Linked DNA regions of Homo sapiens: region 2 is linked to region 1. The links are chromatin loops, found by intact Hi-C in ENCODE. Cell type or tissue: sigmoid colon. All regions are shown on one strand. Links, peaks and the distances in the headings refer to the core of each region. The heading gives the core; the rest is flanking DNA.

Region 1 (16,222 bases), core at 4,501-12,500:
CCCTTGACTAAATCATCATAAGAAACCCTAAACCTGAACTTCTTCGGTAAGCTGCCCCTAGATTCCTGACCCACAGAATAGTGAAATAAATGTGTGCAAATAAATGTGCACCTAAGTTTTGCGGTAATTTGGTATGCGGCTATAGACACCTAACACACTCAGCAAACTCCTACTCATTGGTCAAGACCCAGGTGAAATGCCCCCTCCTCCATGAAGCCTTTCAAAGTACTTTGTACTTGTACTTATCCCATGATCAGTTCTCACGCTGTTCTGTCATTTCAGTTTACAAGACAAGCCTGCTCCCACCATGAGGCCTTGATCTCCTGAAGGGTAGGGACAGGGTCTTGGTCATCCAGGCCAAGCACAGAGCCTGTCAGTCAGTCAGTCAGCAGGACCTCAGTCATTGTTTAGTCAAAGAATAAGTGACTTACACAGCAGCCGCCACCCTACAGGCCACCATCTTGCACACTTCCCTTCTGGCTCCAGGAGGCTGCCTGGTGTGCTCCACCTGGAGTCCACAGGCTGGCCAGCTCGAGCTTGGGCCCAGTCCTTACATCTGCCCCAGAGGAGGTGACAATGATTTCAAAGATCATACCAGCGCACACCCAGCCTCCCACCCAAGCCAGCATGCCCCGTCACCATGGTCAGTAAGAGTCCCCAGGGCAGGGCCCAGAGGGGTAGAAAGGAGACAGCTTTCTTGCTGGATGTGTCTGTCACTCCAAGTGTGGGTTCCTTCCAGTAAGGAAGGACAGCTCTCCATGCCCTGCGCAGGCAGTGAGTGGGTGAGAGAGAGAGGAGTGAGCGGGCAAACCGACAGATGGACGGATGGATGGGCGGTGGGACCACAGACTGGATTCCTCTATAGACACGCCAGGCCTTCAGCTCAGGTGCAGCACAGCTTCCTGGCATGCGTGCTGGACTAGGGACTGGGTCCTCACATCCACATCAAATGCCTGCTCCCCAGGGACACTGGGCAAGTCCTCTCCCTGTGTGTGCCATGCCCTTTGACACACAGCCTCAGGTCATCCCACAACACGCCCAGGACTTGCCATCTCACAGATAGGGAGAGTGAGGTGGACGGAGGCTGAGCAGCTTGTTCAAGGTCATGCACACAGTAGAGCCAGGAATCCCTCCATGGCCAAGTGGGCCCCTGACACTAGATGCTGGCCAGGGTCACCAGGCGACCTGGACATCCCTCAGCCTTTCACAACACCACTGGAGTGGGTTGAAGGGTGATCTCCAAAAAGACACGTCCATGTGATAGCAGAACCTGTGATTGTGACCTTATTGGGAATTTTTTTTTTCTTTGCAAATGTAGTTTAAGGACCTCAAGATGAGATCATCCTGCTTTAGGATGGACCCTAAATCCAGTGACACACGTCCTTGTGAGACACAGAAGATACACAGAGGGGAGGGCCAGGGGAAGACAGAGGCAGAGACAGGAGTGAGGTGGCCACAAGCAGGGAAGGGTGACTGCCCGCAGCCACCCCAAGGTGAAGAGGCTAGAAGGGGTTCTCCCTGCAGCCTCCAGCGGGGCGTGACCCCACCGACACCTGGAGTTTGAACTTCCGGCCTCCGGAACTGTGAGAGAATGGATTCCTATTGTTTTTAGCCACCAACTTTATGGTGATTTGTTGCCACAGCCCTGGTAAAATAATGCAACACCTTACATAGAAAATGGCTATTTCTGCAGCACACTCAGGTACACTGAGGCTGCTTATGCTGGACACTCCCAGCCTGGGGGTGTTGGCTGCCACCCCCGCAAGCCTCACCAAGGGCTGAGATATCAAAACACCCAGGTTTTGGCACCTGATAAAACACCATGTCACCTGAAAAGCCCTGGCTCAGAAACTCCGCCAGGAGCATCCTGAAGTGTCCACGTCCCTCTCGCCCACGTTTTTGGTGCACTGTGACTCTAATATGCTTCATTGGTAGTTGATTTTCCCCCACTGATTTTAAGTGAGGGTTTGGTGGAAATGACAGCCATGACCCCCACCCCGATCAGAGTGGACAGCTGGCTCAGGGTATCCTGGGGCTTGGCAGAACTTATGCAGCAGTGTGTGACCTGGGGGCATAGGTGCAGAGATGGGGTGGCGAGTTCCCTGAGGTTTTGGGCGGAACACTGGCCAGGGGTTGTCCAGCCACAGTCAGCCTCAGCCATTTCCTGCCATCCATCCCTATCCCGATTAACCTCCCAGGCAGGGACAGGTGGTTTCCACCTGTCGTTGACATTGTCGTCAGATATTAACTGAGGTGATCTTAGGAACTCCAAGTTCCTGAGAACTTCTTAAGCCCTGAAATTCTTTCATACAACTTCCTACACCCTTCACAGTGGTGGCTGGTGGTTTGTTGTGTCTTGTTTTGTTCTTTACAGCAGGCTTACCATGGTTTTCTTCCGTTTTAAAGAGAAAAAAAAAAAGGAAAGGATCTGAAAAGTCTTGAAGGGACATGTTTATGAATCTAAACTTGGCTCACCTTGTGGTGGATACAGCAGACACATCACTGACCTGCTGGAGAGGCCTCGAGAGCTACAGTGGTGTAGACCTTGCTTGTGGGGAAGAGTAGGCACCAGCAATTCCAGCAGGACAGAGATGAAACCACCTGAAAAATCCTCCTCCCTGTCTTCAACCTTGGAAATGCAAGCCCAGCCAGGATGGCTGGTATCTGGTCAGAAGCCAGCCCGCCCTCTATGACAGCTGAGCAAACCTTCCTAGAACTCCTGGAGACAAGGACACAGGGACAGCTCAGAGGACTTGGGAACCCAGCACCCTGTGCTGTTAGCCCGTCAGCACTACTGTTATTTTTGCTTGCCAATTTCACAACAGTGACCCGCTCAGGTCCCAAAAGAGTAGGTATTTTATTAGTATGAGATCTGCTCTTTCGTGTTCCTCAATATTGGCTAAGGTATATAAATTGTAAATAGCGCCCCCTAAGGCAAGTGCTGTGGGATCATTGCTATCATCATCCTTGGTGTCTGCAGGAAACCAATGACCATGTCGTGAAGACACTCAAGAAGCCCTCTGGAGAGGTGCACATGGCAAGGAACTGAGGCCTCCTGCCCACAGCTGCACATACATGCCAGCCACATGCGGAGCCACCTGGGGAGGAGAGTCTCTAACCCCAGACCAACCTTCAACGATGGCAGCCCCATCAATATCAGACTACAGCCTCATGAGAGACCGCAAGCTAGACCACTTACCACTCCCAAATTCCTGACTGCAGGACCTGTGTGTGTTAGTAAGTGTATATTCTTGTTTTAAGGCACTAAATATGGGGTAATCTGCTACCAGTAACAGATAACTAGTGCAGCCCTACATAACAGTGATTGTGTGAGGACAGGGAGTGAGGAGCGTCTGATCACTCCACGGCCAATTTCAGGGCATCAAACCCCCATGAGAAGGCTGGCTGAACAGCAGCACAGATGGAGAGCGCAGCTGAGCCGGGGCCACTGAACTGCCCAGGAAGGAAAGCAAAGGCAGGGAATGGGCCAAGACAGTCCCAGAAGACAAGTAGAGGCGTGCTGTGAGTGCACACCCAGCCGATTATACTCCACTCTAGCAGGTGCAAGGTAGAATAGCATTTAAAAATAAGAATTCCCCAGACCTCTCACTGTGTTTGCAAAACCCAGCCAGCTGTCTAGGGCATTGTTCCAATGGAGGAAGGAAAAGTTCTGCAGGATATTATAATTTTACCCCAAAAGAATCACTCAGGAAGTAAAAGAGTCCGAACATTGGCTCCAGACCAAGGTGGGACTGGGGCACATGGCCTCTGGGGACAGAAGACCCAGCACTACCCATCTCTCAGCCTTGGTTTCCTCCTCCACAGCACTGCCTTTAATAGCACTTGGCTGCGATGATCAGATCAGGTGAGACATATGAGTGTTTTGCAAACTGTAAGGTGCTTTGCAAATTATAAAGTAACTACAACTAAATATATAAGGCCATTGTTTTCAGAGGAAACATATCTCTACCCAGTCCTAAGGCACCAGCTGTCTCAGAGACAATGTTGAACACTAAAACAAAATACAACACACCAAAAGCAGGGCAAAAACACAGACTTCATGCCCTCATCAGACTCCAGGAGACCTGGATTCAGCTTCTGGACTCAGAGCTTGACAGCTGTGCCAACTTGGACAAGTCGTTTTCTCATTTGTAAAACAAGGAAGTGGCACAGGAAAACCTCCAAGGTCCCTCCAAGGCCAAAAGTTGTATTAATCTGTACGCCCTGCTACCTAGATAAGCCTCTGAGAAAAATGTACTAGGTAGTGTTTCCCATGAAATCACCACGAGCTCGCTGAAATTGCTTTGCAAATTTGCCTTGCAAATTGCTTTGCTCCTTCTACCTGTTTCTATCTATTGGAGTACTGTTTACCACAGACCTAGAGAATCATAACAATATAATCAAGTTAAAATAACTGGTAGATTCTGAATTTTGTGCCCCCAAGCAGAGAATACACCTTTTTCTCAAATTATCAGTGGAAATTTGCAAAACACTTACCAAATACTTATACAAAAAATAACTTCTTTAAATTACAAAAAGCAGAAACTGTGCAAGCCATTCTCCAAACCACAAAATGCAACAAAGCTAGGCTAGAATGCTGAAAGTCTGAAGAACCAAAAATAGACAATTCATTTGGAAACTAAAATATTCTTTACATTGGCTTCAGAAAATGAATAAAAAATACAACAGAAAATTAAAATATGACTTGTCAAAGCTTACTGCATACTACCAAAGCTGTATTAGGAGGTAAATTTGTAATATTAAGATGCCTTCATTGTTAAAATAAAACAAAACAGTTTTCACTTCCAGGATGACAGCCTGAGTACCTCCACGAACCACTTTCCAGTGAAACAAACAAGGCTGGCAGAAACTACCTTTAAAAACTACCTTTAAAAAAACAACCAACCATTTAAAAATCTCTGGAGACTGGAAACTAAGGGCATACAATGAATAAAGAAGCACTTATTCAAGAACAGCTACTAAAACTTGGTAAGAACAGTGAGAATCTGCCGTATCTCAGCTGTAACCCACTCTCTCCACTTCTGTTTGATAGAAGCGTCATTCCAGGTGGGTGTGGCCAAGAAATCAGGGTTCCCTCTCCCCTCATCTCCCAATTTTTGTTTTATTTTGAGACAGAGCCTCACTTTGTTGCCCAGGCTGGAGTGCAATGGCGCAATCTCAGCTCACTGCAACCTCCCCCTCCCAGGTTCAAGCAATTCTCATGCCTCAGCCTTCCGAGTAGCTGGGATTACAGACGTGTGCCACTATGCCTGGCTGATTTTCGTATTTTTAGTAAAGATGGGGTTTCCTCATGATCGCCAGGCTGGTCTCAAACTCCTGACCTCAAGTGATCCACCCACCTTGGCCTCCCAAAGTACTGGGATTACAGGTGGGGGCCACCATGCCTGGCCCTCATCTCCCAATTAAAGCTCAGCATATCTCACTAGGAGAGCCAGGCCACCATCATCTCTCATCCCCTCCAACTCCAAGTTGCAAAGGCTAAGTTCCAGGTGAGTGTAGCTGGGAAACTGGAGCTACCTTTTTCTCAGACACTACCCATAGAACAAAGACATGGCAGTCCAAGAACACTGAGATCCCAACCACCCTCACTCCAGTTTGCTCATGGACAGAGGTTATGGGGTAGAAGCAAGCTGAGAAGATCTCGCACAATTTCTGCTTTTTGTAATTTAAAGAAGTTATCTTTTTGGATACTTGATTATATTATCAGAGGCCACCATCCACTCAGTGCCCAGAGTTATAGCTCAGGGAGTTTACCCAGAGGAAAAGTTAATCCGTAAGAAAAAAGGGAGCTCTGAAGCTTTCCCCAAAGGAACTGACTTTATTTGAAACAGGCTGTGGTAAAGTTCAAGCCTGAGGGCACTCTTGAAAACAACATCTCCTCTTAATTAAGAGCAAGCTAAACCAAAGACCAGCTAATTCACCAGAAAGAACAAGGGACACAGACAGCCAAGAAGAGCCCTCCTGAGGTCCTAACAAACCTCAAAGACTGGCCTCAAAATCTACTTCTGCCTGGATTTACTTGAATCAGACTCTGGAGCAATTTATACCCTGGGACATTTTCAAAAACAATAGAGTGGCTGGGCACAGTGGCTCACGCCTGTAATCCCAGCACTTTGGGAGGCCAAGGCAGGCAGATTACTTGAGGCCAGGAGTTCAAGACCAGCCTGGGCAACACGGTGAAACCCTGTCTCTACTAAAAATACAAAAATTAGCCAGGCGTGGTGGCATGCACCTGTAGTCCCAGCTACTCAGGAAGCTGAGGCAGGGAGAATTGCTTGAACTGAGGAGGCGGAGGCTGCGGTGATCCGAAATCATGCCACTGCACTCCAGCCTGGGCAACAGAGCAAGACTCTGTCTCAAAAAAAAAACAAAAACAAAAACAAAAACAAAAAAAAACCACAATAGAGATAGAGCAATCATCAAGTAATTAGTGGGATCTAATGGGATGGGTATATTCTCAAATGAAGCAGGCACCCTAAGGAGAGATCAGGAAAAGAGATAGTCCAAGAGAGCCCTGCTGAAGCCAGTCATCCCAGGGTGACTGTGCACACACCCCAGGCTGCATCCTCTGAGGATGATGAAAATATTCTAAAAGCGATAGGGATAAGGAATGCACAACTCTGTGAAAAGAGCAAAAACGATTGAATTATTCCCTTGAAATGAATGAATTGGACCCGTGAATTACACCTCTACAAAACTGCTAACAAAAGTAATAATTCAGAAAACAAAGGGCCTACCTATTCATCTCAATATTCATTTTAAAAAATTGAGTCTTGGCCGGGCGAGGTGGCTCATGCCTGTAATCCCAGCACTTTGGGAGGCTGAGGCAGGTGGGTCATCTGAGGTCAGGGTTCCAAGACAAGCCTGACCAACATGGTGAAACTCTGACTCTACTAAAAATACAAAAATTAGCTGGGCATGGTGGCAGCCACCTGTAATCCCAGCTATTCCAGAGGCTGAGGCAGGAGAATGACTTGAACCCAGGAGGCAGAGGTTGCAATGAGCTGAGATCATGCCACTGCACTCTAGCCTGGGCTATGAGAGTGAAACTCCATCTCGAAAAACAAAAAAAATCAGTCTTAAGAAAGGAAATGATGACAATAAAAATAAAACTAAATAACCTTGACAGCAGAAAATACAATGGGATGAATTAATAAATTGATTTTTGGAGGTCTCACTACTCCCGTTTCTGTTTGCAACAGTTCACATTTCTGCAGAATGCTTTCAAGCGCTCCCTGCGTAACTCTCATTTCCAGAAACAGTCTCTATTTGACTCTTCAGCTTTTGAATGGAAAAAGAATTTTCACCAGATGCTGCCAGGAGCGCGTCCCTTCCCTGGGATTCCCTGAGTAATTCCTTATCAAGTGCCTCAGGCACGGAGGCCGCTCTGGTTTTGCAGCCCATACTCAGATGTGTTGCTCCTGCAGCTCCCAGCCAGCCAGTGAGAAGGCAGCACTCAGCTGCAAAGATTTCTGCTCAGATCCCCAGCCCTAGGAAGAAAGCTCATTATTTGGACTAGGCCACCACTCACCACAGAGTAATCAGAGGGCAGCGGAAACCACCTGCCTGAAGGAGAAATCCTCTATTCAGGAACCTTGGACCTGTTCAGCTGTGCCACTTACTAGCTAGGTAACCTGAGCAGATCACTTGGCCTTTTTGGGCTTCAGTCTCCTCATCTGTGCAGTGGATATACAGATAGCTATTGTGAGGATTAAGTAAAATATTGTATATGAGAGTGTGATATGGTTTGGCTGTGTCCCCACCCCAGTCTCATCTTGAATTGTAGCTCCCATAATTCCCATGTGTTGTGGGAGGGACCCAGTGGGAGGTAAATCATGGGGATGGTTTCCCCCATAGTGTTCCCATCCATGGTCGTGAATAAGTCTCACGTGATCTGATGGTTTTATAAGAAGCTTCCCTTTTCACTTGACTCTCATTCTCTCTTGCTTGCCACCATGTAAGATGTGCCTTTCGCCTTCCACCATGATTGTGAGGCCTCCCCAGCCATGTGAAACTCTGAGTCCATTAAACCTCTTTTTCTTTATAAATTACCTGGTCTCAGGTATGTCTTTATCAGCAGCAGTGAAAATGGACTAATACAAAGTGCTTTGTGCTTATCTCCTTTCTTCCTCAACTGTCATGTGTCAGAGGCTTATCCCAATCTCCTGTTCTCACCCTCAGCTGCTTTTGTTCCAAACTGACCCGCTCCCACGCTTAGAGGCAGCCTAGGCTTGGAGGAACCCCAGGGTCTCCATTTAAAGGCTGCTTAATCTGTGTTAAAATAAACTTGAATTGAACCAAAGGTAAATGACGCAGAAAATAACAATCCCATCCAATGGGAATGGACAGGGATGATTGGGACTCTGCCTCTTTGGTCTGCTGTCTGCGTAATGGAATCCGATACCCTATGGCCGTAGCTGGGCTAATGGAGGGTGATGGAAACCAGAAGGAGGACTGGCTTGACAAAATGCAGACATCCACTGGTGTTTACAAACCCAACAGCTAGGAGCCTTCTCTGAAAGCCAAACTCGGCCTCTTCTCTCCCTCAGCATTAATTTCCAACACAAATATTTGGAAATAAAATCATTAATCCTTTTTGCCAAGTTTAGGGGGTAGGGTTGGGGGTAAATAATACCATGTCCAACATCAGACCCAGCAAACAGCCCCATGCGTCACTCCCTACAGGAAACAGCCTTGTGCAGCAGGACACTGGCGCAGTAGATGCTTAGCCAACACTGGCCAGTTCTCTGGGTGACCAGCAGAGCTCAGAGGACTTCCTAGAGCTCACCCAGAAATGCGACCCTAGCAAAGTCCTAATGCTTGGGAAGAATGAGGGGAGAGGGGAGAAAAATTGGGAGTCAAGATGGAGTCACAGAAATAACTCGGGAGCCAGCAAGAGGCTACATCTGCTACCAATAGCAAGTGGACAGCTCTGCCCTCACACCCGGCTGCTGGGACGAAATGGAAAGCAGCTGGTCTCCCCGGGAAGGTCCTGTCCCCATTTGACGTGGGCGAGTCCCATAGCCCAGTTTTCTCACATTCCTTTACTTCTATGTGAAAAGACAGGTTTCTAGGCACACACCAGGGCCTGGCACCTGCACAGCAAGGTCCTGTTTCAAAGCCTGGGGACAACAGTCATTCAGGATAATAAAGTGCAAATGTATTGCTGGGGAAGCTGGGGGCTCTGTAGGATGTGACCTCTTTGGCTTCTGATGCTCTACTCTGGGGCCTGATCGCTGGGGGCTCCTCCCTTCTCTGACCCTGTGATGGGTTGAATTGTGTCCCCCAGAAAGATACGCTGAAGTCATAACCCTTAGTACCTTGTTTGGAAATGGGGTCACTGCAGATGTAATTAGTGAAGTGAAGATGAGGTTGTACCAGAGTAGGGTGGATCCCAAATCCAATATGACTGTTGTCCTTATAAGAAGAGGGGCTTGAACACATACAGAGACAGGGAGAACTCCCTGTGACCGTGGAGGTAGAGATTTCAGCTGTGGGCCGGGAGCATCAGTCACCTTGGGGAGCTGGAGAGAAGCAAGCAGCGGTTCTACCTAGGGTCTCAGAAGCGCTCAGTTCTGCAGACCGGGGCATGTTTCAAGCCACCCAGTTTATGGTGCTTTGTTGCAGCTGCCATTGGAAACTAATTCAGGGCCCAAGCCCTAAAGCCTAATTCCACCCCCAACCTTTCTCCACACCCTGTGGGGGCGGAACCATGGTAGGCCTGAGAATCCACCTGGAGGAGGGGTCAGTTGCCCTGGGGAGTTGCCATCAGAAATTGCAGAGGCTGAGCAAGGCCTGGTGTGTGCCGTACAGAAGTGGGTGGGCATGAGGAAGGACGAGGTGGGCACTATCTCCTGGCAGGCCCCTGACCTGGGGAGGGGCTCAGGGAGGGTGGAATCAGGTGAGCAGAGAAAGGCTGACATCTTCTCCAGCTGTGGACTCTGAAATGACTGGGACTAGAACAGAATCAAGCCTCCTCTAGACTTTTCGTGAAAACCTTGGAGTCTCTGCCAACAGAAAGGGGGAAAAAGAGCCCCAAACACACCTACTTCCCATTTCTCCATTACAGTGGAGGTAGAGACTGCCTATATTATCATATATTTGACCAATTACAGTTTTGGGATCAGACAGGACACTGGGGTCAAATATAATTAACATATATTATAACAAATATGTGTTAATTGTAACATAACAAATATATGTTAATTACATTTGACCCCAGTGTCCAGGCTTGACCCCAAAACTGTAATTGCCCCCATCCCTGACCCCAGCCAAGCTCATGCTGTACTCAACTCTATTTTCTCATCCGGCCATAGCCACGCACCTCTGAGTCCAGAGACTTCCAGTTATTTCTACTTTTCCAGCAGGAGGAGGGACAAAAACAACTTGGATCTGAAAAGCAGAGGGGGAATTAAGAAAGTATCTCAGCCCCGGGCAGCTTTTTTTTTTTTAACCACTAACTGGGCAATGAATAATTTATAGCCAAGAATGTTTGTGGGGGCATAAAATGTTGACAAGTCAAGAAAAACCTCTTAGCAGCCTAACGGGCAATCCATCTTTAAGAAACAGGTTTCAAATGCACAGCTCTTGAAGAGGCTGGTTGAGGTTGTTTTCTCTCTCTCTTTTTTTTCTCTTTTATCTATATGGACATTGGTGAGTGCTGAAATATGCCTCACTTCAGCACGAACTTGGGCTGAATGATATCCCAGGCAAGAATTAAATCATCGCTTCTTACAGCAAGAAATAAACACCCAAGCGAGGGAGACCCTTGGCGCATGCGGTGGAGGGGAGCTGGTGAGCCTGGCAGTGTTTGATGGGGCCTTTGTATTCCAGGCAGGATTCAAAGCTCAAGCTCAGCCTCACCGGAGCAAGCGGGTGACTCGGCCCAAAAGAACATTCCTCAGGGAAGCTCCAGGTGAATCCTCTGTGATTGCACGACTGAGACCTTCTTGTCCTTCAGATGTGGGCATCATCGTTAATATGCCCGGGTCCAGGAACCAGGATGGCATTGCAAGGTCTTCATGCCAACAGTGGCTGGGGTGATGCCTATGATGCCAAGTGCCCTGATAACTACAAGGCCAAGCTCATAACAAGCACCTGCCGTGTTCCAGGGCTAAGTTCCTTACAAAGAACCTCTCCTTTCGTCTTCGTGTCTGCTCTCTGGCTGGTGCTAGTTAGACTGCCCATGTTGTGGCTTCCTTCTCTGCTTCAGGAGGGCCCCTGAGAAATGGGAGCTCAGGGAGGACCTGTAACTCTGTTAAAGGAAAGAGGTGGTAGAAGCTGGCTCCGAACCTGTGTTATTCCCTTATGCTTAACCACCTTGCAACGGCCATCTCCTATGGTTGCTGACTTAGTTTTGGAGGCTGAGTTTTCCAGAAAGCAGCAGATATTGGGGTGTGCCTCCTCGTAGTCTCATTCCCTCAATACACCCCCTCCTACTCTGAGCTTCAGATGACCAAGGTTATAGTTGTACATGGAGACCCAAGTCTAGACCAAAGCTAAGCTAAGCATATCTAGGAATAGGACAGGTGAGGCTGGTGCCATTAATCAGAACTGTATTTGTTATCTGCTGCTGTGTAACAAATGGCCCCCAAACTTAGCAGCTTTAAAACAACAAATGTTTATTGCCACACAGTTTCTGCAGGTCAGGAATCCAGACACATCTCAGCTGTGTGTTCTGGCTCAGGGTCTCTTACAAGGCTGGCATCATGGTGCCTGCTGGAGCGTCTGTCATTTCAAGGTTCAGTTGGGGGAGGATCCACTTCCAAGCTCAGCCACATGGTTGTTGGCCAGTGCAGCTCTGCACCAGATGTGGGACTGAGGTCCTTAGGTCCTCACTGGCTATCAGCAGGAGGCCTCCCTCAATTCTTAGCCACATGGGCCTCTCCATAGAGCAGCTTATAACATGGCAGCCAGTTTCCCTCAGAGCAAGGGAGACAAGAGAGCAAGAGAGTGAGAAAGGTAGAAGCCAGAGGCTTTGCTGTGCAGTCTCAGAGTGACATCCCATCACGGCACACACTCAAGGGGAGGGGGTACACAGGGGCAGGAACACCAGCAGGTGGCACCCATGGGCAGCAACTGCACTTGTAATCTAGCATTATGTAAGAAAGTACATAACAAAGCTTCCCACAATAAGCACTTCACATCTCTCACAGTTTCTGTGGTCAGGAATTCAGGAGCAGTGTGAGTGGGAAGTTGTGTCTTAGGGTCTCTCACAGGACTGCAGTCAGAGGTCAGCAAGGGCTCCAGTCCTCTGAAAGCCTGTCTGAGGCTGAAGGACCCACTTCTGGGTGGTGCACTCACGTGGCTGTTGGCAGGAGGCCTCAGTTCCTCTCCACGTGTGCCTCTCCTCGGGGCTGCTTGAGCATCCTCACAGTATGGTGCCTGGCTTGCCCAGTGTGCAGTCCAGGAGACCACGGCAGAAGCTGCAATGCCTTCTGTGATGCGGCCTTGGAAGTTGTCCCACGCCATCACTTCTCTAGTATTCTACTGGTCCTGCCCCATCACTTCCACAGTTTTCTACTGGTTACATAGGCCAGCCCTGTTCAGTGTGGAAGAGGACACCACAAGGGCATGAATACCTGGAGGTAGAATCATCACGGAAGCCATCTTGGAGATCAATTCCCACATCAACTAAGCAATCCCACCATGGGTTGGAATCACAGGGTGCTGGAGCCGAGCAAAGAGGATACTGGACCCCAAGCCCATGCACACCACACTCTCTGCAGTCCCCAGAGTGTGACAGCCGTCTGGGGCCCTTGTCTTTACGATGTTCCCTCTGCTTGGCAGGCTCTTCTCCCACAGTGGGCTCCTACTCAACCTCCAAAGTCCAATTCAAATGTTACCTCCTCTAGTCCTCACCCTATCCCCTCACACCACCCCACTCACAACATGGATGTCTCCCTCCACAGGCCCCTGTGCAGTTTTTGCATGCCCTTATTATCAGCCTTATCTCAGAATCTATCTGCTTATCCCATGTGTCTGAGGCTCCACATGGCCAGGGACCTTGAGCTACCTGTGTCACCTGAGCACCTGGCCAGGGTCTGCCCATGGTAGGTGCATGGACACTATAAGATTGAGCCAAGTCAGTCTCAGTGAGTTTCAGGGCTGGGCTGAGACCAGAGTGAAGGTCCCAGCTTCCTGAGCCCTTTCCTGCAGTTGCAGTGGGACCTTTCAGCACATGTCTGGGGTGAGAGCCTTCCCAGAGTCCGCCATCAGGCCTTAGCCCGTGGGTCCTCACACATGACACCAGGAAGGAGCCTCAGCCCTGGCTGGGGACATCCCTGAGCTGCCAGTCCAGCTCCAAGAGTTGAGCATCTCCATCAACTCTTCATCCACAGATTCAGTACATGTCCCCAGATTCCTGCCTGGCTTTCTCCCTGCAGCTGGGCCCATTGTAGACAGTTCCCCCAACACTCCACTAAAGCTTGGTGTGGGCTGTGATCCATGGAAGGTCCTCACAGGTGCAGGCAGGGGGAGGCAAAGTGCCCAGAACGGGGCTGAATGTGATTGCTGGGCATATCTCACACTGAAGGAGTTTCGGCTGCCAAATAGTGCCTCACTGCTCCAAGGACGGCACGGCCTTTCCCATGCACAGGTGTTCTAAAGGGTGCACCAGTTAACTGAGTGTGCATCAGTTACCTGAGCAGTGCTGTCACCTGGACTCCTTCAGCCCTGCCTCCTCCCCTCCTTCACTCCAATGGAGAGGGGCCTTTTAGCCCTATACCATGGCAAAGTGAGTCTGGAGGGGTCCACTCACATTCGCAATGGGACAATGGCTTGTCTGGAAGCTGCTCCTGTCCAAAGAACAAAAGGTGACAGAGCTCGGACACAAGGGTGCCCACAAGCAGGACAAGAGTAGCCCAAGGGGCAATGGCAAGATAGAGCCAGAACAGGGAAGGAGGAGGAGCTAGAGAGGGAGAAAGAAGGCAAAGGGCCGGACCTGAGGGGTCTCCGAAGCCTGCCCAGTAGCCACTGGCATTGGCAACAGTACTTGGGCTCTGGTGTGTTTTCCATCAGTGGCAGCTTTGGCACTGGTCTCTTTCCAAACACCCTTCCACATCTTTTCAGTACATATCAGGACATATCACATATTATGTGACTTGAGGTCCCTGTATTAGTTTGTTTTCGCACTACTATAAAGAACTGACCAAGACTGGGTAATTTAGAAAGGAAAGAGGTTAAATTGACTCACAGTTCCGCATGGCTGGGGAAGCCTCAGGAAACTTACAATCATGGTGGAAGGCACCTCTTCACAGGGCAGCAGGAGAGAGAATGAGTGCCGAATGCAGAGGGAAGACCCTCATAAAACCATCAGATCTCATGAGAACTCACTCACTAGCACAAGAAAAGCACAGGGGAAACTGCCCCCATGATCCAGTTACCTCCACCTGGTCCTGCCTTTGCCACCTGGGAATTATTACAATTCAAGGTGAGATTTCGGTGGGGACAGACAGCCAAACCATAGCAGCTCCCAAGCCCCAGAAGTCTGGAGTTCAGTAGATCGGTGGGGACTGGCATTTTTGTTTTAATCTCCCTCCAGTCATTCTGATGCAGCCCAGCTTTAAAAGTCCTTACATTGATGGTAAAGCAATTGTCCAGCCCCAATTTTCTGACACAATCCCTATTTCCTAGAGCTTAGGAATGAAGGTAATTTGTATTAAAATGTGAATCATTCTGTTTTCCACCTATTAAGTCCTTGCATGTAAATTCATTTCTATATTTTAGAAATCTGTTGACCAGTCTTATCCTCCAGTTTGGAATTTTGCAAAGTTCCATTACTGTACACTTGATTGTTGAAAAGAAGATAGAGAAGGACCTCTTCAGAAGAATTTCTGAAATGAACCATTCTTATGGCCTCTTCCAAATGAATTTGCACTCATCCGATTCATTTATTGCTCTAACTTCCTTCCTGCATAATGGCTTTCAGAGTCTAAGGAACAAGCTGGAGAATTAGGCCTGAAAATCCAATCCTTTATTAGCTCCGGTGGCCTGAGTCTGGAGGCTCAACAATGTCTTGCTGGTCCTGGTCACATCTCAAGATTTATTACGGTCTTTCCCTCTCAGCAAAACCCTGCATGAGAGCAAGGGCCAAGCCTGGGTTTCCTTAGCAATGTGCACCCCCTGCTGAGCAGTGCCTGGACACAGTAGGCACGCAGCACTAAGGCCCTTTGGGACCCTGCCCAGGGCCTCCTGGATGCCCGCTGCCCACTTGCTGTGTGGCAGGGCAATGCCTCATTCCTGCCAATGCAGGAGGCCCTCAGAGAGAAGTATGCCTGGGAGCAGAATCCCACCATGCCCCATGAGGCAGCTCGGAGCACAGAACACCCCCACCGTCATCACCTCCAAAGCCCCTCAGCTGGCAGATGCCACCCAGCAGGACATTGGGCAGCAAATATTGGGTCATCAAAGGCGTGTGGACCGGTACGGTTTCTCAGGCTTGCCCTGGGAGGATCCATCCGTCCTCACTAGCAGTGTCTGGCTCAGAGGCCTCGCCTGCCTGTTCCATGGATCAGGGGCCCTCATATCCTGCAATGGGCCCATCTTCGTGGGTCATGGGCTATCTCTGAAACGTCTAGAGGTAAAAGAGTGACCCTAGCCCAGAGCGAAAGACAGGGCAGACCCTAACTGAATCCATGTCCTTGGTCTTCATCTGACTTTCCTCCAAGCCGCTGAGCTCACTGCCCACTCCAGGAAAGACAAGGACTTTGATCATTCCTCCTAGCCCTAAAGCCCACGACTCCAGACCATGCCAGCCACACTCATCCGTCCACCCCAGGAAGGGCCCAGCTGGCCTGCCTGCCTGTGTCTCTCCAGAATCCTACAGACAGTTCCAAGCCAGGCTCTTGGCTTCCTCAGATCTGCCCCTCTGAGGGACTTCTGCTTTCCTGAAATGCATTTGCCATTGTCAGGGATGCCGGCCACAAGCAGATGCCTGGCACGGACTCACCAAGGGAGAGCTGCTCCTCAACCCCGATGCCTCCAGACTCGAATGTTCTCCTTAGAGTTCATCAAATGAAAACCCTAGTCTTGAGGGGGAAAAGCCTCTTAGGAGGTTAATAGCGAGTGGATAGAGCAATAAATGTAATGATTTAATTCTTCAAGGATGGCTAAACAGACTGCTGTTTACCAAAGTCTTCGCAGATAATTACTAACAGATAATTACAAAAACCTGCCGAATCGGGGCTGCCCCAGAAATGGC
Region 2 (16,222 bases), core at 4,346-12,345, 150 kb before region 1:
AGTTCAGTGAGCCACCGTCCTCTTCCCAAGCCTGGCTCATCTTGGAAGTACCCGGACAGTTTTCAAAATGCAGATGCCTAGGCCCCAGTACCAGAGATTCTATTACAGTGGGGTGGGGCCAGTCATCTGAATCAGAGTGTCTGGGGTGGCACCTGGGCACCTGTGGATTTAACAAGCTCCCTCAGCGCGCATTGACCTTTGAGAGCTGCTGGTTTGGACCGGTCTCGTGTATCCCTCGGTGCTGTCACAATAGCCTCTTCCTGCTACTTTCCCTGCCTCCTCTCCCGACATCTGCTAACTGGTTCTTTCTACTTACACAGCCTGGGTCTTCCCAAAACACAGATCTGATCCTGTCAGCCCCATGACTAAACACCTTTGATGCCCATCCTTAGCGCCTCCCCTGCACCAACAAGGTTAGCCAGGTCCGAGTCCACATTGCCAGGCTGTGCAGCTGTGGTCCTGCCTCTTCCCTGGGCCCGTCTCCCTCCCTGGCTCCTGGACACCCATCAGCTCCATCCACATGGCTTCCCAAAGTGGCTCAGGGGCAATAGACAGAGTGGTTCTGAAAAGATGAGTCCTGTGACAATGCCACCACAGAACACTGGTGTCTGCTTCCAGGGACTCCCTGCTCTTAGATGGGGGTTGGCTCTTAGGAGTTGCTTAGACAAAATTGAAGCCTGCTGTGGGTATGGCTGTGGGTGTGGGTGAGAGCTGGGGGCGGGGAGTGGTGTGAGCACCTGTTCAGGGGTGTGCCCCACCCCCACCAGACCCGTGCTAGGCTCACCTGAGCACTTGGGACATGGGCTGCAAGCACCCAGACTCCAGCTCTGACCTCAGCTCCACTCCTCCTTTGCTGTGACCCCCTCTGAGCCTCACATCCCTCCCCGTGACATGAAATGTGGAAGAGGATTCTCTTCTGGGACTGTCCCCTGTCAAGGGTCACCCAAAATCGGTATCACTCATTGTGAGAAGTGAACAGAAAGGGATTTCCTCCCTCTCTGAATCGACCTTCTGTTGCTGAGTAAGAAATTACCAGAACTTCATGACTTAAAGCAACATCCTTTTTTTTTTTAATCTCACAGCCTGTAGACCAGAATTCTGGTGGAGTCTCTGCTCTGGGTCTCACAAGAATGAAGGGAAGGTGTCGGTCAGGCTAGGCTCAAACCTACCGGTCCTGGGGAGGGATCCAAGTCTTAGCTGCTGATAAAACTAAGGTCCCCATTTCCTTGCTGGGTGCCAACATAGGTGCACTCTCTATGCTTAGAGGCCACCCCCATTCCTTCTATGTGGCCCTCTCCACCTTCCAAACAGCAACAGCATTTCAAGTCTTTCTCACTCTTCAAACCCCTCTGCCCTCCTTTTCTGCCAGCTTTTAAGGGCTCATGTGATTCCATTAAGCCCACCGAGGATAATTCGAAAATAACCCCCTCTGCTAAAGTCAACTGATTAGTAACCTTAATTACATTTGTAGAGTCTCGTTTCTTACGTAACCCAACATATTCACGAGCATGACACCAGGGCACAGGTAAAGGTGATGGGGGAAAAGGTCACAATTCTCCAGAGAAACAGAACCAATAAGGATGTATGTGTAAATGCACACATGTAGGTATTTGTGCACTATAAGAAACTGGCTCACATGATCATAAAAGCTAAGGAGTCCTGGCCCACAAGTCTCTGCCTGAGTCCGACTCTGAAGGCAGGAGGGGGCCGGCATCCCAGGTGAAAGACAGTGGGGCAGAGAGAGAGAGGACTCTTTCTTACTCAGCCCTATGTTCTATTAAGGCCCTTATTGAATTAGAGGAGACCCGCCCTCCCTGGGGAGGGCAGTCTGCTTTGCTCCGTCTACCAATGCAAATATTAATTTCATCCCAAAACACTCTGATGTGGTTTGGCTGTGTCCCTACACAAATCTCATCTTGAATTGTAGTTCCCATAATCCCCATGTGTTCTGGGAGGAACCTGGTGGGAGGTGATTGAATCACAGGGGCCGTTACCCTGGTACTGTTCTCATGATAGTGAGTGAGTTCTCATGAAATCTGATGGTTTTATAAGGGGCTTTCCCCAACCTTCACTCAGCATTTCTCCTTTTTGTCACCATGTGAAGAAGGGCATGTTTGCTTCCCCTTCCACCATGATTGTAAGTTTCCTGAGGCCTCCCCAGCCATGCTGAACTGTGAGTCCATTAAACCTTTTTTCTTTTTAGATTACCCAGTCTCTGGTAATGTCTTTATTAGCAGCGTGAGAATGGACTAATACATACCCCAACAGACAGGCCCAGAAAAAAATGTTTGACCAGATATCTGGGCACCCCATGGCCCAGCCAAGTTGACACAAAAATTAACCATCCCAGGGGTCATTTAAAATTCGGCCTACCTCACCCTTTGTGTTAGGAGTTCCAACCAGCTAGCTTGTCCCACTTCTTCAGGAAATATTTTCTGAGCAGGCTCCAGGGACATCACACATGAGCCTCCAGGACTCCCACCCACCCTTGGGAGGCCCACGGTCTGAAAGGCTACAGACAGGGAAGAACCAGGTGCCATGTGCACGTCAGGGCTGGGGCAGGTGGCTGCCCCCCATCAGGTGCAAGTTCTTGTGCACTCAGTGAGAAGCCAGCCCAGGCAAGTGTTCCCAGCCACATCACTCCAGGCCATGCTCAGGGATTTGCTTTACACAGGGACTCCCTGTGCAATGACTGACTCACCATGTTCTTTTGATATAGTCACACAGAAGCAGTTGACACTGAAATATACACAGGTGGAGTTCTATGGTGGCTGGGAGTTGCTTCAATAATGGGCTGTGGGATGAGCTGGGGGTGTCAAAAAATGAGACCAGCCAAGGTCATTGAGGCTGGCTGGTGGCATGCTGGCATTCATCCCTATTTCTGGTCTATATTTGGAAACATTCATTAAAAAAGGGTTTTAAAAATGCATTTTAAATGACAATTTTTGTCTTCATCACAAAGGAAAAACCACCATCATTTACCATAAAAAAAATCACAAAGTAAATACAATGAAAAGAAAACAAAGGTTACTCAACTCCAGCTAGGTACTAATGAGTCCTTTTTCCTTGTTAACAGGAATATGAGTGAGTGCCAGAGTTTAGGGCCCAGGGTCCAGCAGGCTTTCTCACAGGGATCAGTTTTTAAGAACATGCATCAGTTTTATTTTTATCTTTCTGATTTTAAGAAAGCTGATAACAAAATGCCCTTCTTAGTCTGTGGCCGTGCTGTCTTTAGTGCTAGATGTTTGCATCGCCTAGGATCCCCTGTGGTCTGGGTGAGCCCTGTCTGGGCACACTGCATGTGTGCAGGGGGAAGAGGAATGCAGGTGGGAGAGGGGCCAGAGGATGGAGAGAGCACCAGAAGCAGCCAGGGAGAAACTACTCCGGCAAGGGAAGCTTGGGCTCAGAGATGGCCTCTGAGGCCCCTCCTCCCACCTCAGGACTGGACCTTCTTCTCTGGGTCCCACTTGCAATCCCCCTGCCCTTAAGACTCAAGACCTGGAAGCACTGTTCATGCTCCCCACCCTCTGCCCCAAGCTTGCTCTGGGAAAGGGCCCAAGGGCCCTCCATACCCTGGTTCCAGCATCCAGTGAAAACCCTGCCCCTCCCGCCATCCCCAGGTCTAAGAGGGTACTACTTTGTTGTCTGCTAAGCCTCTTATGTCCTGAGCATTTGAGGAGGTTGAGGTGTCGTGTTCTGAGCCCAGACACAGCTCAGGGGCCTACACCTGTGGGCCACATCCCTGAAACCCTGAGGGAGGCCAGCTTCACAGCTGGTCCCTCCATCCAGAGTTGGGCTTTGGGCCTTCTGGTCCCTGGTGAAGCCAGCCCTCCTGGCCTCTTGGCCTCTCTGAGTCCAGGTCTCCAGCCCACCCCAGTCTCCAAGGACAGGGGCTGAGCAAGGATACAGCAAACTACTGGCTGTGCTGAAGCCACAGGGGAAGGATGGGAGTAGAAGCTGATCCCCCTCAAAGAGCACAGGGTCTAGGGGCAGTGAGTGTTCTTCTGACCTCACTGCAAGGGACAGGGCAAGAGAATGCTCATCCCACAGTGACCTTGTGCCCGGCACTATACTAGGGCATGCCTGTTAGCTCAGGCAAAGACACCGCAGCCTGCCACCTGCCCTGTTCTGGCTTCTCTTAGATAGTGTAGAGCATGGTTGGGCAGTCCTGACCTACCCAGGCGAGGGGGGCTGGGAAATGAATGAGAGGACCTGAGGTGGCCAACAGGGAACGGGTCTTCAGCACGGTGGAGCACACCAGCCCATCCAAGGAAGCAGCTATGTCTCAGCTCCCGCTGGATGGAGGACGGGAGTCTGAAATTTGAACATTATTGTGAAATAGCCCAATTTAAAAAATAAATCTTGGATGGGCAACTAAATCAGAAAAAATAATTGTACAACACAGTGAGAACCAATGCCATCAGATTGCAGGAGAGTCCCACAGGCCATCACTTTGCAACCTCTGGGGTGATAAACACCAGCGGCTGAGTCTGTGGCTCTGCACCAATGGCTTCCAGGTGCTCCAGCTAAGCTGAGCCTGCAAGGGTTTGAGTAGGACTGAGAGGACACTGCCCCGTCTACAAGCTCATGCAGTTGGCAAAATGCACACAGCTTTGCAGGAGTTGGGATGGGACTCATTGGCCCTTGAATCAGTGCCCTGTTCAGAGTACCATCCAACCCAGAAATGGGCCAGATGCTGTCTGAGAATCCCACCCCAGCAGACTAGAACCAAACTGGAACCCAGGGGTCTCCTCCAGGATCCTAAGGGCCACCTGTCACCTTGCTCCAGATTTGCATGTTTTTGCTCCAGCAGCATATGCCAACAAGGACTGCAAACATTTTCAGATGACAGTGTCACAATTACAATCCTTGGGGCGGTTTGCTATTTCCTGTTTTCTCCTTTTATTCCCAAGCCAGGCCAGGCTCTATCACGGGAGGGGGTAGAGGGGTGATGGAGCTGAGACTAGGACAAAACAGAGGTGGAGCAGGGCCTACAGATGGGGCACAACTCACAGTGGACACCACCTTTGATGGTGGACACCACCTTTGATGGTGTCCCTGCTGCCTGGGGCCACCTGCCTCTAAACATGGCATCACAATGACTTCTCGCTTTGGAACAGAGTTTGCAAAGGCTCCAAGGCTGGTGTTATATTGTCCCCTAATGTGGCCTTCAGGTCTCTCCTAGGAGAGCAGCTATAAGCTCTAGCCCTGCCCTGACAGCGCTGCAGGGGAGGTGGTTGTGTACCTTTCATGGGATGCTTCTTTGCCCTGGGGAACGGCTTGATTGAGGCCTAAGTGTCTGACCCATGACCAGGTGTCCCTGTCCTTTGTGCTGGCAGATGCCCTTGTGACTCTTGCCTGACTTGTGTCCAGTTTATTCCTACCAGGACAGCCACTCTCTAGGACAGCACTGAGCAAAAGGGAAGGTAGATTTGGGTGTGTCAGTCAAGTGAGACACAGAGGAGGTAACTCAGCAAAACACATGAAATAACAGAACCAGGTGTTATTACTTACAGGTCCCAGAGAGAAGAGGGCAGCATGCCTCAGGGCCAGCGGGCAGCAGGGAGCTGTCTGGGGCACACAGGCTCCACCAGCACGTCGGGAGCAGGGCCGGGGGGACCCATGGGCCAGAACCTTTACTGGGGTCCAGGGCCTTATCTAAGCAGGTTTCCCATGGGAGTTATAGCTGGTGGGTTTAGAGCAAGCAGGCACACGTTCCATGGGGTTGCTGTGGTAGAGAGGGGGTCGCTGCGGCATATCTGCTCAGTCCATGCAGTCTGGACGTCAGTGGGGTGAATCGAGTAGGCTGTACCCAGCTGTCCCATAGGTGGTGGGGGACATGGTCACCAGGAGGCCTGGTATAAGGCAGAGGTCTGGATCAAACACATTGAGGAACTGGGAGGAGCCAGAGAAGTGGAAACTGTCAGGTGGGTCCAAGCTCTACCTCTGGTCTGAGAAAGTTAAATTTATATTCAAAATGGATGCTGGGGCAACATAAAATTCTAAGAATTCAGTCCAGGTGGAGACTCTGATCAGGGGCTACCCCCTCACTATCCCCATGCCTCTGGGGATATCTGGCCTCTGGTTGGGCCCCGGGTGGTGGCAATTTTCCAGGAGGCAGGAGCCCAGCCTCTGAGAAGTGAAGGAGTGGAGAAGGACATCTCCTGGACCACAGAGGCCCCCAGGCACTGCACCATGTGTAGGGCTGGCTTCTGTCCTTCCAGAGTGGGAAGCCCCATTGTCTTTACCAAGATGAGGAGGCCGTGCCCAGTCGTCCTCCGAGCCAGGTACTTGTCTGCCTCCTGCAGGTGCCCAACAGGGGCTGTGTTGGAGTCGAAGCTGAAAGTCACCCTCTGGCCCCATCTGCTAATTATCTGCCTCCCCCAGGCTGGGCTTCTATAAGTCCTGGGAGTGGAGCACCAATCTCTTCCCAGCAGGGAGCACATCTGAACCAGCCTTCCAGCAGGCCTTCCCCATGCCTCCAAGGCACTCAGAACTCAGAAGCCGATTCCTTCAGGATCTGCCTCAAAAGCAGCCGAGGGGGGCTTCTCTCTCCCCACAGGAACCACTGAGGCTAACACCGTCATCCCACCTCTTGTCCTCAGGCCAAACAAAGTTGTTACTTCCCTGGCTGCGATCAGGGTCTACAGCTGCCTCCTCAGTAGGAGTGGCTGTAAAAACAATTATTTCTTCTTTCATCTCAGTCAGAAAACTAAGCCGATAGTTGAAGAGGCAAAGAATCAAATATTAATAGAAATGGCTGTGTAATTCTTATTTGGAATATTAATTATGTGAAGGGAAAGACAGACGAGTTCTTTTCTGTGAAGTCCTAGTGAAGGAGCTCTCCCCAGTCTCATCAAAAAGCCTAATACAAATAAACAAGGTCCCAAGGCTGAACAGGACCTGCCCCAGGCAAAGTGCTGCAGTAGCAACACACCAAAAATAATCATGCCGTAAGTATCTCTGTGCAAACGCACTTATATTCATGCAGTTCTTTGGGCCCTGGTACCTATCTCTTAAAGGTTCGTGTAGGAAATATTAATGCCCCATTTTATAAGTGAAACAATAAGCTCAGAAAGGGGAAACCTCTTACCCAGGGACTCACAGCCGATAAGTCATAACTGTATCAGGAAGGATTGAAATCCGAGTCCAGCGCTCTCCCTGCTAAAGCCCCTTAACTTCGAAAATCTTAATCTCACAGCATCCCTGGGTCTACACCTTATTCGAACCATTCTATAGAAAAGGAAACTTGTATTTGAGAGACAGCATTGCTTTTGACCCCTTCCCAAATCCCCCGTAGCATCCGTCCACCCACCCATTCCCCGCTGTAGCTTCCCAGCACCCTAGGAGCCTAACCCATGTTTCTCAGGATCAGAACCCATGGGGTTGGTGCATCCGTGTGTGTTTTGCAGTCCTCAGGCTTTCCAGCTCAGTATTTAAAAAATATCAACACACCAAAATCACAGAACACAAGGTTTCCGCACCTTGGCAAATTCCCTGCTGACTCAGCCAGGCTGGGAGGGAGCCAAGTGTGGTAACTTCTCCGGCCTTGTGTGAGAAATATTTATTGTTGAATAGTCCTCTGTTTAATAAAAGGCACTCAGGCCTCTCGGTGAGGCAGAGAGGCTCCAGCAAGCACGACTCTATTTCCCAAGCCTGCCACTTTCCACTGGGATTATTCAGGGGTAGCTTCATCCTCACTTGTCCAGTAGAGCTTGTGTTTTCCCTCTGCAGAGCACAGGGTGTGGCCATGATTTACCTAAGTCAGAACAGGTTTTTCGGTTTCCATTTTCACCCTATTTTGGTTTTGCTTAGCGAACTAGGCAAATGACTTAACTCCTCTGCACTTCTGTTTACCCATCTGTGAAATGGCTAGAATGTAATGTAGACGCTGCTTGATTTGTAAAGAGCTAGCCTCTGATTCACCTCCAGATAACCTGATTCTTCCCAGAAGTGAGAGGCGAGGGCTTGTGTTTGGGGCTGAGGGGGCTCCTTCCTGGAGGCTGAACGGGTGGGTCTGTGTTGACTTGAAAGGAGCGTTTGAAATAAATGCCAGAATGCAACAGAGAAAATGGCAAAGGACTTCAGGGCACAGGAAAACTACCTCCACTGTTCAATAATGCACGAAGCTTTTTATGATGCTTATGAGAACAGCTCCTGTCTGCAGAGGAGAGGCCGACAGAGCCAGTTTCAGAACAGAGTGTTCATAATATATTGGATTCCAAATCCCAACGACCAAAGACCAGGGGGGTTAATCATGTTTCAATTACCTCCACAATTGCAAAGCATGATATTTATGTGATGTGCCCTGGCCATCTCTGTGTTAAAAGCATCCTTCCACTGGCCATAACGAGCACCTTCATGTCTGCCCCCTCCGGCCCACCCCTGCCTGTCCTGGGATTACTTATGTTCAGACTGGGAATTGATCACTGGCTTCCGAGCTTCTGTTGCCAGGATAACACACGGGGCTTTTTAATCTGTCAGGCTCCCCTTTGTTCTTTGGGGACTGGCTGCTGAGCAGTGCCCAGCAGGGGTCAGAGGCAGAAGGGTGGTGGGTGCTTTGCAGGGTGTGAGGGGAGGTGGCCAGGGCACCTGGTGTTCAGCAGGTTGATGACTCTGGCCCAGGTCTCTCTGAGCCCTCTAATGCTGTATCCTGCTGCCTGTTGGGGCAATCCATCAAGAAGCCCATCATCTTTCCCCAAAGCTGCCCTAGTCTCCCTGATCGCAAGCTCAGTGAATGACAGTCGCCCAAGTGAGGAGTCTGGGAATTGCCCCGTCCCAAGCTGGATTCCACTGTTGATAGCTTAAGGCCCTTCCTCTTCCTCCCCTGCTGTGTTGCCATAGCCCCAGTTCAGGAGTCCATCCCCCATGTGTAGATCTCTGCAACAGCCTCCCAAAAGGTCTCTGTGTCCTATACGCTCCGCTGCCTTCATTTCATTGTAGCCAGAGCTCTCCAGCCCGGCCCAGCCCAGCCCGACCCACTGTCTCATCCTTGCCACCAAGCAGCGCCCCCCCGCCTTCCTTGCCATCACCCTGAAGGCACCCGGAGGACTGATGGCTCCCAGATGCCCTTCTGCCTCTTGTCCCAGCTCCCCCAGCCTGGAAGCCCCCTGGCTCCACCCTCTGAGTGGTGCACATTTACTGCTGGTCGAGTATCCATGTGCTTCCCCGCATTTCCCAGCCCCTCTGCAATGATGCGGGGCCACGTGGCGAGTCCTGATCCAGGGACGGAGAGCAGGATGGTCAGTGTCATTTCCAGCTGAGGCCCAGAGGAGCAGGCGGAGATCCCCAAGTGCTGTCTCCCTCAGGATGAGACCAGGGACCTCCAAGGGCAAAGCAGCCACGGTCCCTGAGTCACTGCAAAGACACCTGGATGCCAAGTACGCATACGTGGACTGCTATGCCTACGTGGACTGCTATGCCTGGTGAAGCCCAGCTCAGTCACTCCTCTAGGAGCCCCCAGCTAAACTCAAGTCCAAGCAGTGCTTCCATAGTATCCTGTGATCTCCCTGAGGGAAGGAGCTTTGTGTCTGATAGAGTTTGGGTGTTTGTCCCCTACAAATCTCATGTTGAATTGTGATCCCCGATATTGGAAGTGGGGGCTGGTGGGAAGTGTTCAGGTCACGGGGGCAGATCCCTCATGAATGGCTTGGTGCCATCCACCAGAGTAACGAGCGAGTTTTCATGAGAGCTGGTTGTTAAAAAAAAAATAACCTGGCATCTCCTCCCCTCTCTCTTGCTCCCCTCTCACTCCGTGACATGCCAGCTCCCCTTCGCCTTCCTCCATGAGCAGAAGCTCTTTGAGGTCCTCACCAGGAGCAGATCCTGGACCCATGCTTCTCGTATAGCCTGCAGAATGATGCAGAACTATGAGCCAATCACACCACTTTTCTTTATAAATTACCCAGCCTCAGGTATTCCTTTATAGCAATGCAAAATGGACTAATACAGTCATTGCCGCCATCACTGCCTACCATGTTCTGAGCTCTGTCTAAATGCTTTACACATCTCATCTAATCCCAATAGTCGCCCTCTGAGGTCTATACTATTCCCATTTTGCCAACCCAGAAACTGAGTTCTCGCAGGTTAAGTGGCTTGTTTAGCCACCCCGCTACTGAGGGACAGCCTGTCCAAGCCCACATGCTTTCCACATCAGTATGTACAGCCAGCACTTAGCACAGGGGTGCCCACGGTGGGTGCCTGGTGAAGTTCGTTGAATGAATACCTAAAAGATGCTCCACCTTCCGACCTTCCTTTTACGCAGTGGAGCCTGGGGCTGGGCGAGTGGGGGGGGGTTTCCCAATGGGCACTGGGGACAAATGGCAAGTTGTGCCCAGGAAGGTACATCCAGGGCAGGTGACTCCAGACATTTTCCCTCAACTCAAGTTGCAGGTTACTTTTGTGATGGGGTCTTTGTTTCCTTTCTTTGTTCAAAAGGAAACCAAAGAAGGATGGGCTGGCCACAGCCCCCATCGCTTGCTTCCACCCTGACACTCATCTGAAGGCTGTGGTTTGGCCTCAGGACCTCTGGCAGCAGCGCCCATGTGACTGCCCCTGCCCCTCACCACCTCTGTTTGGGGGAGGGAGGACGAGATGTCTGAGCTGGGCCTGAGGCAGTGGGTGGGGCGCTGGGAGGCAGGATGAAGAGGGGAGCTTGCAGGGGCTCTGGCAGCCTCTGCTCTGGTGACACATCCAGCACAAAGAACCATTAGGCCAATTGTCTTCCTTCCTGGGCAAAAGAAAAGCACAGCCAAGGTGACAAGTGAGAAGGCTGTTTGAGAGTCCCCAGGGAGTTGGGGGTGGGTGGACGGTCAGCTCCGGGAGGTGGTTTGGGTGGAAGGAGGAGGGCTGCAAGGTGAGCAGACAGTTTGGAGTTTGTCCTTCCATGACTGGTGGCATGGTGTCAAGCTCTGGGCAGAAGAGAGGGACTCTGCCTTCCATGGGCATGGGTTTGTCGGCATGGCTGTACCCAATTGACCAGTCACTGGGCCTCGGGAACCCACTGAAGGTAGTTGTTTGTCTTTTTCTGCTCTGCCTGGCCTGCCTGAAGGCCCACTGAGACAGCCTGTGGGGTTTGAATTCACTCTTCATGATCAGCTTCTCCTGGGGATTAGAAAATCCACAGCCTAAAGCCATCTCCTGCCCCACCCACCTCCACCATCTGCAGGAAGGAGACAGTGGAAGAGAGAGAGAGCCCCTCTTTTCCCTTGGGATACTGTCATGTTTGTGTCTAGCTGTGATGCCCAGAGCAGCTGCACCTCACCTCCACCCTGAAGATGCAGCCAATGGGCAGAGCTCATGGGATCCAGGAGAAGTGAAGTCAGAGCTTTGACATCCTGTCTGGAGCATGACCTGCCAGGATTTCTGGGCTGTGAGATGACAAATGTCCTTAAGTCTTAGATTAGTTTGAGTTGAGACCTTCTATTGCTTATAACAACATCATCCTAAGGATGTTTTTGGGAGTCTGGGTCTTATCCTGGGGCAATGGAGAATAGATAATGAATGCTGGTGGATGGATGGATGGATGGATGGATGGATGGATGGATGGATGGATCAATGGATGAATGGATCAATGGATGGGTGGGTGGATGGATGGATGGATGGATGGATGGATGGATGGATGGATGGATGATGGTCACTTCCTGGTCAAAAAATATGAGGCTGCTATAAAGGAAATGGATTGTCAGGAGGAGGCTTCGGGAGCCAGAAGCAGGAAGGATTGGAATCTAGTAGGAGTTAGGGGCCTACCAGTCCATGCCAGCCCCACCTTTGCAAAGAACATTCACCAGAGATGGGAAGCCCCCCCATGGAGCAGTCAGCCCATCCAGCTGCTGAGATGGCGCCATGACCTAGAGGGACATCAGGCATCCCGTGCAACACGGCTCCCACTGTTGTTGTCATGCCGACATGAGTAAAACTCTGCAGAGACGCAACATGCATTGTCTCTCCACCCACAGAGACAAGCGGAGTGTCCGTGTGTCTGACTGTGTCAGCACAGTCATTAAAAAGCATGTTTCATTGAAAACACAACCACATAATCACAGCCATCACCTCCTATTCCCTTTAATAAATGAAGAAGTAAATCTCAGACCTAAAGCCCAAGAAATGTCAGTGTGGGGACTTGGGAGAAGAAAACAGATCACAAAATTAGGGCATTTACTCTCCTGTATGATTGCTACTCCGATAAGCCACCCTGCCCGAGGCAGCCACCTTGTTTATCCTAAATGCTCATTAACTGTTGGGTCATGGACAACAGATGCTCAGGGTGCTTACGGGACATTGGTGTGGAGCTCATCTGAAATCTCTTGGGAGACCCTGTTGGGGCAGGAACGGGGAATCACACTTGGTTGGGCTTATATCACAGCTCTGTCATTTCCCGCCTGGATGATCTTGAGGTGGTCTCTCCTCGGCAAGTGTAACATGGCGGTTTGAGGGGGTCTTTTTTGTAAGGGTTAGGTCCATGTCAGGGAGAGCGGAGGAGCTGGGTTCCCTGGAGGAATTGAAAGCAGGGAGTTCAGTTGGGAGGGAGGGAGGGTATAATGTGTAGGTGACAGAAGGGCTGGCTTTTTCATGTTTTCTCACCACAATTTTTAGCCTCCTAAAATTTTATTCTCTGCCATAGATTCAATATTACATTGTTGGGTTCTGCTTAAACAGGTTATTTATCAGTCATCTGCAAAATGAGACCCACCGAGGCCTATCTCAGTTGTGAAAGTCCAATGAAGCACTTTCTGTGTTGGCCGGAGCTGAGCCACACCCCTCCCTAATCCACCTTATCACAAACCAAAATTGTCAGTGCCCTGATGGATTCACAGGCTTCCTCCAATTTCACCAGCACCCTCAGGTTCAGCTGGCCAGGGACACCCTCACGGTTCACCTCTGACTTCACACTCTTTGAGCCCCGTATGTCCCCTGCCCTTATGTAAGGGTCAGGGAAGGAGTGGGGAGGTGAGGAGCTTCAGCAGAGGTGCTTATATGGTCATTTTTCCATCAGCTTTCAAAACTCCCATGGTGTCTCCAAGACAGCAGCCTATGTGGCCAGCATTAGGATGAACCCAAAGTATTGGGTATTCACCCTGTGGAGTTTCCACAAGAGGATGGAAAAAGACAGAAAGTACATAAATGATGTCGGTTCCAATGAATCCACATATCTGAGAAGCTGGTGCAAAAGATGCCTCTGTTCTAGATCATTCTCTGCATCTCCTCTCTGACCTGATTGACCTAGAGTCCCCCTTACCCTGTTGTATATGTGGGGGTCTGAGATCGACTGCCCCTAATAGCAGAGGAAAAACCTTCCCAGGCCATTGATGGACATTATTCAAGAGTCCATCTCATAATTCCTGCAGGCTTGAGAGCAGAACATTGGTGTGAGCTCAGGAAAAGTCAGGGGATAAGAGATAGAGGGAGTAGAATTCAACAATAAACTTTCTACACGGCCTCCTCTCAGCCCCATCCAGGGGGGAGGGCTGGCAAGAGCTGGATAGGATGTCAGGCACCGTGCCAAGCAGGGAAACTGAGGCAGAGGCCAGCCCTGGGACTGGGCCTGCAGAGCAGAGGGAAGGGAAGACACCATCAAGTGCTCCAGAGGGTCTCCTGGGATGATGTCACGTTCACTGGCTCTGGAGGACTTCCAGGACATACTACCTAGTGGCAAGACTAGCATCTTATATCCTTAGGTTCCCATCATGGGCCCCAGCAACTCTGGTCGGGATGCTCAGGGGAAGGTGGCGACCAATGTTCCAAAGAACTCAAACATCATTCACCTGCTTCCCACTGGGCAGGCTATTCTATGAATACTCCTAGCACTGGGAACATGACATGCGGAGGGAGGGCCCGAGAGAGCCGTATAGATGACTGTGTCTTTTTAAAGACTGTGTCTAAAGAACTGTGTGGGCAGGGGCTTCTGAAGAAGATGGAAATGGAAATGTCCATTTCTGGTTTTGAAAGTACCAGAAATGAATAGCCTCCTGAAGACGGAAGAAGGCTCTGCTGGCTAATATTGATTATCTTTGGGGCCAGAAGTTGTTTTGCAGTTGTTGCTGATTGAAAGGTTTTCTATTAATTCCTACTGGCAGGCAGAATAAGAAATATCGAACACCTAATTGCCTTTGAATTAACGACACCCCCACATGTAATATCTTAACCAATGCACCACGCAATCGATGCTTTGCCGAACTAGGCAGGTTCGGAAGGCGATGGCAGTGCAGCCCCGGGCGGGGGCAGGGGAGCACTAAAGCACCGGGCAGTGGGCTCAATGCAGCGCCTCCTGCTCATTTTTGGCCATCAATAAAGTTGGTGGGCAGGAAGCCCCTCCCATCAGGGCCCTAGAAAACAGAGATGGGAGCACTTTGCTGGAGCGAGCTGTGGGCAAAGAATGGAGCACTGAACTAGGAGTCAGAGATGTGCATCCGAGGCTGCCTCCACCCTCATCCTACCCTCATCCTACCCCATGTGACCCCCTATGTCTCTGTCCCCTTGGCTGCAAAGTGAGACTCACTGAGAACCACCTCATTTGTGAAAATCCAGTGAAATAACTCATTGCTGTACATGAAAGCATTCTGTAATCTATGAATGCATCTACTCATTCATTTAAAAATGTTTATTGTCAGGGTGCAGTGGCTCACGCCCGTAATCCCAGCACTTTGGGAGGCCGAGGCAAGTGAATCACCTGAGGTTAGGAGTTCAAGACCAGCCTGGCCAACATGGTGAAACCCCACCTCTATTAATAATACAAAAATTAGCCAAGTGTGGTGGTGCATGCCTGTAATCCCAGCTACTCAGGAGGCTGAGGGAGGAGAATTGCTTGAACCCGCAAGTCGGAGGTTGCAGTGAGCCGAGATTGCACCATTGCACTCTAGCCTGGGCGACAAGAGCAAAACTTCGTCTCTCTCTCTCTCTCTCTCTATAGAGAGAGACAGAAAAGATAGGCAGGAAGCCAGGAAAGAAGGCAAGCAGGAAGAGAGGAAAGAAAGAAGGAAGGAAGGGAGGAAGGGAGGGAGGGAGGGAGAGACGGAAGGAAGGAGATAACTCTGTGATGATGCTGGAATGTACATGTCTCAGTGAGCAGTGACAGATGAATAGCCCTTTCTAAAGACCCCTTAAAGACACAAAATGGTAGGTAGCAGAGAGAGAGAGAGAGAGACGGAGTTTTGCTCTTGTCACCCAGGCTAGAGTGCAATGGTGCAATCTAATATATATATATTATTTATATATATTATTTATGTATATTATTTAATGTATATTAAATCTAAATATATATATTTAGCCCTAGTACATCAGCACTGTTCTGGGTATTAAGCTTACAGTCATGAGTAAACCAGACTGAATCCTTGCCCTTAGAGAGATTGGCTTCTAGTAGGGAGGCAGGTGATGAGACGAATAAGTAAAATGTGTAGCACTTCAGTGGCAAAAAAATATAAAGAGAAAACATACATCAGGGAAGGAGAAATAAAAGGATAAGAGGACAGAAATTGGAGACGGTGAGTAGAGACCAGGTTCTCCAAGAGTTTAGCTGTGAAGGGAAGGAACTGAGTGGGTTAGAGTTGGAAGGCAGGTGGGGTCATGGGAGGGGTTTACGTTTACAAGGAGAAAGTATGGCATGTTCGGGTTTTGATGGGAATGAACCCATGAAGAAAGAAACCTCCTTGAAGGAGGAGGAGGGGGAAATTTCTAGAACAGTGTCCTTTAGAGCAGGAAAGAGAAGATGGGATCTGGCACCAGGGATTGACCTTAGCTGGACACAGAGATGGTTTGTCCACAGTAATAGGAGAGAAGATCATGAGGGCCAACAGGCTGGTGGGTGGGGCGCTTACGGACATTCTTGGGTTGCTTTAATTTTCTCGTTAAAGTAGGTACAAGGCCTTCAGTGTTGAGCGGAGATGGGGCAGAGGCCCTGGGGCTTGCAGGGACAGGAGAGTGAACATATGGCCAGCTGTGTGTGGTCCTGGTCCAGCACCCCAAGGCAGACCAGGCACTGTGGCTGTGTCTTCCTTCAGCCACATTTGGTTTCCAGAGTGCAGGCCAGGGTAGGTAGCCGAAAGGTAGATTCAAGAGGGGTGTAGTTGACCCAGAAAGCACAAAAAAGCAAAAGGGGCTGGGGCGTGGAAGAGGATGTGAGGCAGTGGTCATAATGACAGCCCAGGGAATTCAAGCTGGGTGAGGATGGGGTGGGGAACAGTGAGAAGGACCAAGGGACAGAACCTCCTGATGGGTCAGTGGATCG

The links. Hi-C counts contacts between places; a loop is a spot of excess contacts. Peaks named below come from ENCODE experiments on the same cell type or tissue, not always from the same donor. Only the 100,000 strongest peaks of a DNase experiment are listed, where the experiment ranks them.
Region 2: a loop joins it to region 1, with 3 times the contacts of the local background. A loop is called at or near these places in 5 of 110 quality-filtered maps.

Annotation. Positions count from the first base shown.
Region 1 is chr10:124,247,298-124,263,519 of GRCh38, forward strand. No RefSeq gene overlaps it. Among named protein-coding and RNA genes, the nearest start is that of CHST15, 160 kb to the left of the region's middle. RefSeq lists an enhancer at 232-732. In sigmoid colon, for the core only: a CTCF peak has its summit at 8,767; DNase peaks (open chromatin) are centred at 8,464 and 8,714.
Region 2 is chr10:124,098,875-124,115,096 of GRCh38, forward strand. No RefSeq gene overlaps it. Among named protein-coding and RNA genes, the nearest start is that of CHST15, 13 kb to the left of the region's middle. RefSeq lists an enhancer at 7,673-7,942. In sigmoid colon, for the core only: no CTCF peak of the experiment used is centred there; a DNase peak (open chromatin) is centred at 7,517; H3K4me3 peaks cover 332 bases; H3K27ac peaks cover 1,438 bases.